Linked DNA regions of Homo sapiens: region 1 is linked to region 2. Evidence: chromatin loops called from intact Hi-C (ENCODE). Cell type or tissue: chondrocyte. All regions are shown on one strand. Links, peaks and the distances in the headings refer to the core of each region. The heading gives the core; the rest is flanking DNA.

Evidence for each region. Hi-C counts contacts between places; a loop is a spot of excess contacts. Peaks named below come from ENCODE experiments on the same cell type or tissue, not always from the same donor. Only the 100,000 strongest peaks of a DNase experiment are listed, where the experiment ranks them.
Region 1: it touches region 2 in a loop (2.5-fold over the local background); 27 of 110 quality-filtered maps call a loop at or near these places.

Annotation. Positions count from the first base shown.
Region 1 is chr9:113,993,199-113,996,106 of GRCh38, forward strand. The region is part of intron 3 of ZNF618 (zinc finger protein 618); the gene reads left to right. Among named protein-coding and RNA genes, the nearest start is that of AMBP, 84 kb to the right of the region's middle. In chondrocyte, for the core only: a CTCF peak has its summit at 1,189; no DNase peak of the experiment used is centred there.
Region 2 is chr9:113,875,431-113,878,338 of GRCh38, forward strand. ZNF618 (zinc finger protein 618) reads left to right here and starts at 879. Exons shown (of 15, transcript NM_001318042.2): 1 at 879-983. The coding sequence starts at 951. In chondrocyte, for the core only: a CTCF peak has its summit at 1,545 (motif pointing left); no DNase peak of the experiment used is centred there.

The DNA of each region.
Region 1 (2,908 bases), core at 125-2,624, 120 kb after region 2:
ACACAAGGCACTACCATTGCTCCTGCCGTGCCAAGGGCCTCCTGAGGACTTCGCTCACCCAGCCTCGCTCCGGGTTCATGGCAGTCCCATGTTCATGGCAGACACTGCGAATTGATTACTGTACATTGTCCAATGATGCACCTCAGAATCCTTCTCAACACAGTATGCCAAGAGGTCTCTGCCAGTCAGCTAGAATTGAAAAATTAGAAGTGGAAACCTACTTGCCATTCTTCTTGATGAAGATAAGGCAAGTTGGGTTTACAACAGTGAGAGCATCCAGCCCTTAGACTATTTCCTGGCTCTGAGAGATAAGGATGCCCGCATCCCATTATGGTGGTCCAGGTGTACTGTTAAGCAGTGGGTACTCTTTCCTATGCTGTGAAACCACTGGTCCTTAATCCTGAGGTGTTTACTAATGAGGGAGTCCAGGGAGAGCAGTAGGGGCCCAGAGACCCGAGACTTAACTGAGTTTCCTCAGTAGCAGTGCAGGAGACCGTGGAGGGAATGAGTGACCCAGACTTGACCCCTCTTCAGATGAGGGACAGGGACCAACTGGGTTATTCCCCGATAGTGGAGACCTGAAGAGGGGGATAATGGAATCTAAATATTCACAACTTACAGCATTTTGCAAGGTGCGCATGGAGCAGACACATTCCAGGGTGTCCTAGCCAATACGGAGAAGTCTCCAGGAGGGGATTTCAACTCAGTAAAAGGAAGGACTTCGTGTGATCATGGGAACTGTTTGGTAACTGGACATAAGCCTGTGAGGGAGTGAGTTCCCCGTCCTGACATAGGTGATCAGGGAGGGTCACTGGACAAAGTGCAGGAGCGGGAGTCAAGGATGAGATAGATGGGAGACTGGATTCTGCAAGGATGTTTCTAGGCAGCAAGCTTTCAGGACCGAGGTACAGAGGTGTTCTCACACACATAGGGCAGCCCAGAGAGCCAGGAAAAGAGGAGGAAGGAGCTCCAACCAGGAGGCAGCAGCCAGGCTATGGCGCTGGAAGGAGCAGCAGAAGAGCTTGACAGTCATTCAGACACAGCCACGTGGGTTTCAGCCTGTGACAGACCCAGGCAGCGTAGGTGCCAGGTCCTGCTTCATCGTGCCAGCTGATAGTTCGTTTCCTGTTTCAATAGGTTGTTGGCAGGGCCTCACACAAGAGCCTGCCAGAACCAACACTCAGCTCTTTGCTGCAGCCACTCGGAAAGGAGGAGTTCTGGCCACCCTCCCAGGCGCGTCCTGTCTCTGCTACTGACGCTTCCTCTTGGGGTCTGAAGGGTTAGAGGGTCCCTGTTAGAAAGGGCCCTTGGGCTGTAAGTCAAGAGCCCAGGGTTTACCCTACTGTGGGGACTTGAATAAGCCCCTTAACTTCTCTAAGCCACCGTGTCTTGAATGGTCAGTAGGTAGAATAAAAGTCTGCCCCTCTTTCCAGTAGAATTGTTGGGGGCAGAGTGACGTAATAGGTATGGAAGTGTTTTTAACGGGACAAAAAACGTAAAACCAGTACCACTGCTATTAGCTGGAACCTCAGGACATTGATGCCTCTGGGGTTACCTCTAGAGTGACAGGAACCTAAAAGGCCAAGGTTTTCAAACATTTGTTTTTGCTCAATACCTCCTAAAAGAATTTTGAAAACTGTATATTCTTTTTCACATGTTTGAGTTGCCATCTAACATTTTTATCCAAAGTTTAAATCATTGCAAAGGATATAATTTCCAGGATATTGTGTAAAAAAAAAAAAAAGGTGGCATTTTGGAAATAAAACTGTGAACCAATTTTCAAAATGTATCCAAGGGAATCCAAACACTACCACTATTTGATATCCACCATCATCACTTCAAAAACATATGAACAAGCCTATCTTTAACAGTCAGAAATTTTACATCTTTCCTTTTTCTCCTTGAGCTCATATTTCCAGTCCACTGCCCCCACAGGGTTTTATCCTAATGTAAAATATATTTTTTATGCTTGAAAGTCTTTTATTGATCACTGTTTCACACTCATCACCATAACAAGATGTACATAAATTGAAATTGAAATTTCTAAAAAAAAAAAAAATTTCCTGGGATCATAAAGCTCTACATTCTCCAACATTTTTTTTTTCCAGATTGAGTTGTTATTAGCATACAATTCATCAAAAACAAATTTAGGTAAATAGTAAATGTAAAAGTAAAAAATTATTGAAAATGCATCTCTTAATGAAATGGATAGGGCTTCATTTCTTTCTCAATTGGCTCATGTATCTCTGAATTAATATTTCTTATTGCTAGAAGGAGACAAGATTCGACATTAATTTAATTCCTATCTTTTGGTTTTTGTAGGTCTAAGTGCTTAGAAAGCTCAGTCACATATGTAAGTAGCTGGCAGTGGATAGAGTTTTGTTTTAGCAGTGTCACTCAATTCTTTGAATTCCTTCCAAGTTGTATGCCAGAAATCACACAGGGGTCTATCATCAGATGATATTTTTAATGGTCTCTTCGCTGACAACTCCATTATATCCTCCTCTAATTTTGTTGAGAGCAGAGAGTTGGAAGTCACCCGATTCAAAAAAGGAGTTGTTCCTGGTCATTAGATCCACTCACTTTCTGAGCCCGACACCAGTATTGTAGGGTCACCTCTTTGCTTGGAGCCCCAGGGTTTTCATCTCTTGGGGCAGGCACCGTGGTAGGATTAGGGGTGGGTGAAAGGATCGTCTTTTGTTTGTAACGTGGCACAAGGGTGAAGGTGAGAGTGGGAAGAACCAGCGAGTGGGGCCTCCCACCTGCCAGATTCTCTGGCACATTGATTTTAGGAAAGAACACATTTAGAAGCTGATGATTCTCTTAAGGCTGTGTGGACCTACTTACCCCTTGGGCAGCCACCACACACCCCCAGGAGATTTGTGCTTCACTCAGAAGACCCTGCTCC
Region 2 (2,908 bases), core at 131-2,630:
TACTGTAGGACCAGTTTTTCAAACTTTTATTTAGAAATACATATATATATTTTAATTTGGCAAGGATAGGCAGAAACAGCCGCTTCACTGGCATTTCACATAAAAGCGGCTCCTCAAGTATTTATTTTAAAAATCAGTCTGGCTGGGGGGCTAGAGTCCCCTTAACCACTCTTGTCGGACATGGGGCCAGTCCTTCAAACTTTTATTTTATTACATTAGTTTTTTTGGGAGGAGTGGCAGGGCAATAGAATATTCCCAATAAGCCTTCCAGTCTTCCAGCAAGCCAGCTCTTGAAAACTTTTATTTCAAAAATCAATCTGGTTTTTTTTTGGCGGGGGGGTACAGCGGGGTACAGAGTTCCCATTAACCTCTTGCGTTCCGCCGAGAGCCGGCTCCCTGAACTTTTTTTCCAGCGTGAAAATGACATTTCCGAGGGGCTGGGGGACTGGGGGAGGGCAGAAGGGAGCCGGGGAGCGGGCGCGGGGGGCGCGGGGAGGGCAGGGCGCGGCGCGGGAAAGTTTGGGGGGGCGGGTGTGCCGCGGCACTGGGGCTGGCGGACGGGAGGGCGGGCGCGCCCCTGGACCGGCCGGCTTTGTGTGCCACGCGGAGGCCGGCAGCGCGGAGGCCGAGGCCGAGGCCCCGAGCTCGCGGGCCGCACGGCGAGGCCGGCCCGGGGGCGGGCAGGGCGGCGGGGGGCGGCGGCGGCCCCGCGAGGGGCGGCTCGGCGGCAGCGGCTGCCGCGGCGCGGCCGGTGCGGGCCGGGGGTGGGGGCGAGGGCCGGCGCCCCCCCCGCGCGCCCCCAGCGCCCCCGCCCCCCCGGCCTGAGCGGGGCGGGCGGAGGAGGGAGCGGCGGCGGCGGCGGCGGCGGCGGCGGCGGCATTGTGCGCGCACCAGCAGCCCGGCCCGGGAGGAGCAGGACGCGCCGGGGCCGCCTCCTCCCGCACGGACCCATGAACCAGCCGGGCGGCGCGGCGGCTCCGCAGGTACGACGGGGGGCCGGGGGCATGCACCGCGCGGGGGACCCCGGGGGGCCGGGGCCCGGGGCGCTGCGCCACTTCATTGCAAGATTTGCAAAATGCAAAGTGCCTGGGCACGTTTGCGGGCTTTTTGTGGGCGCAATCGGGAGGGTCGGGGTCCGGAGAGCACCCCCCCGGGCGCTGCGGGGTGCGAGGAGGGTGGGGGTGACGAGGGGGTCTTTTGGGGCCCCCACCCAGCGCCCCCTCCGGCCCCGGGCTCGGACCGGAGCCCAGAAAACAAAGCGGCGAGAGAACAGAGCAGCCATTTCAGTTTGGACAATTCACATTTTGCAAAAATGCAACCCCTTCCAGCTCTGCCCCCTCCCCCCCAAATTTGCAATTTTCCCCTGACCCTCTCTGCGCTCGGGGTCCCCGATGACCCCCCGGGAGGTCTTTCCCCCCAGGTCCCCCATTTTTGCAACAATCTTTTTTTTTAGGCCATATTTTCCTTTCTCAATTTTTTTTTTCTAATTTTTCTTCAAACGGTAGTTTTTTCCCATTAAAACGACGCCACCTAGAGGATACTATTTTGTAAATAAAAAAGAAATTAAAATTGAAAAGAAATATTTTTTATTTCTTATTTTTTCAAAAGTTTGCACTACCAGGCAGTGGAGGGGTAAGAGATTCTTTTTTTTTCTTTTTTCGGGTGAAAATTTTCACTTTGATCTTTCCAGAAGCATGGAGACAATTTTTATTTCTGAAGCCAAATCCAGATAATATGTAAATGAAAATTAAGCTGGAATTTGAATGAATTTAGTTCTTGGAGGGGAGAAAGCAAAAAACCTCCTAAAAGCAAAGTCAGTTTGGGTACCCAACTCATTTTAGTTTGAGAAAAAAACTAATTGGAATAAAGAAAGGAGGGAAATTGTTGAGTTTAGGGAAAACTGAGAGAATTGGCTTTATGAAGCAATTAGAAATTGTACTTCATTGTAATTTGGAACTTGTTTAGCTCAGCGGGCAAAAAAAGACTAATTTCTCTATATGGCAATATTTAAAGTTTTTCTATTTCCACGAACGAAGGATTTAAAAGAGAAAATAGAACCTAAAATGTTGGCTTTGGACACACCCAAAAATTGTAGTTTTTTTTTTTTAATTTTGCATTTACATTTTACTGCATTTAAATCCTAAGATTCTAAAGAAAACAGAAACTAGAAAAGTTACAGTGAAATCCTTTCTTTCTTTTTTTCTGTATTTGTTGGGTTTTGTGTGTGTGTGTGTTTTTTTTGTTTTGATGGAATAATTAAGACTGTTTTCTGATTTTGTTTCCTGAAAGGTCTAGGCATTTCTTTTTTGTTGTTGTTTTATCCAGAAAATGTCAGGAACCTTTTTTGAGCAATATTAAGTGGAAAAAATGTAAATTCATACATTATACAAATTGAGTAGCCCACAGATTTGTAGGAGAGACCGCCATTAAAATAAGATATGCATAATTAACATTATTATGAAAAAACTAACAGTGGATTCACAGAAGCTCATTTTTTATGACATGCAACTGAATCAATTGATGAAGACAAGGATTGAGGAATCCTTGGTAAGGAAGAAAATTTTCCCTTTTCTGTCTTGTTCACCCTTCCAATTTGAAAAATTTATTACTTAAAAAAAATTTAGATTGGTTTCAGGCCTCTTTGATTGTGATGTGGGGTTGGTAGTTTATCAATATTTGTTATTTTTCAAAAACCTGATTACTTTCAAAGGGGGAAAAATCCATTAGCCTTGATCATTTTGGGGGGTTTGTGACCAAAAAAAAAAAATGCACAAATTTTACTGACTTAACAAGAAAAAGATAAAAGAGGGATGGGCAAAAAGGAGATGAAAATTCTGATTCTTATCCATCTTCCTTGGTAGAACACTTACTTTGCTGAAGAAATGTGATATAACACCAACTCAGCTGG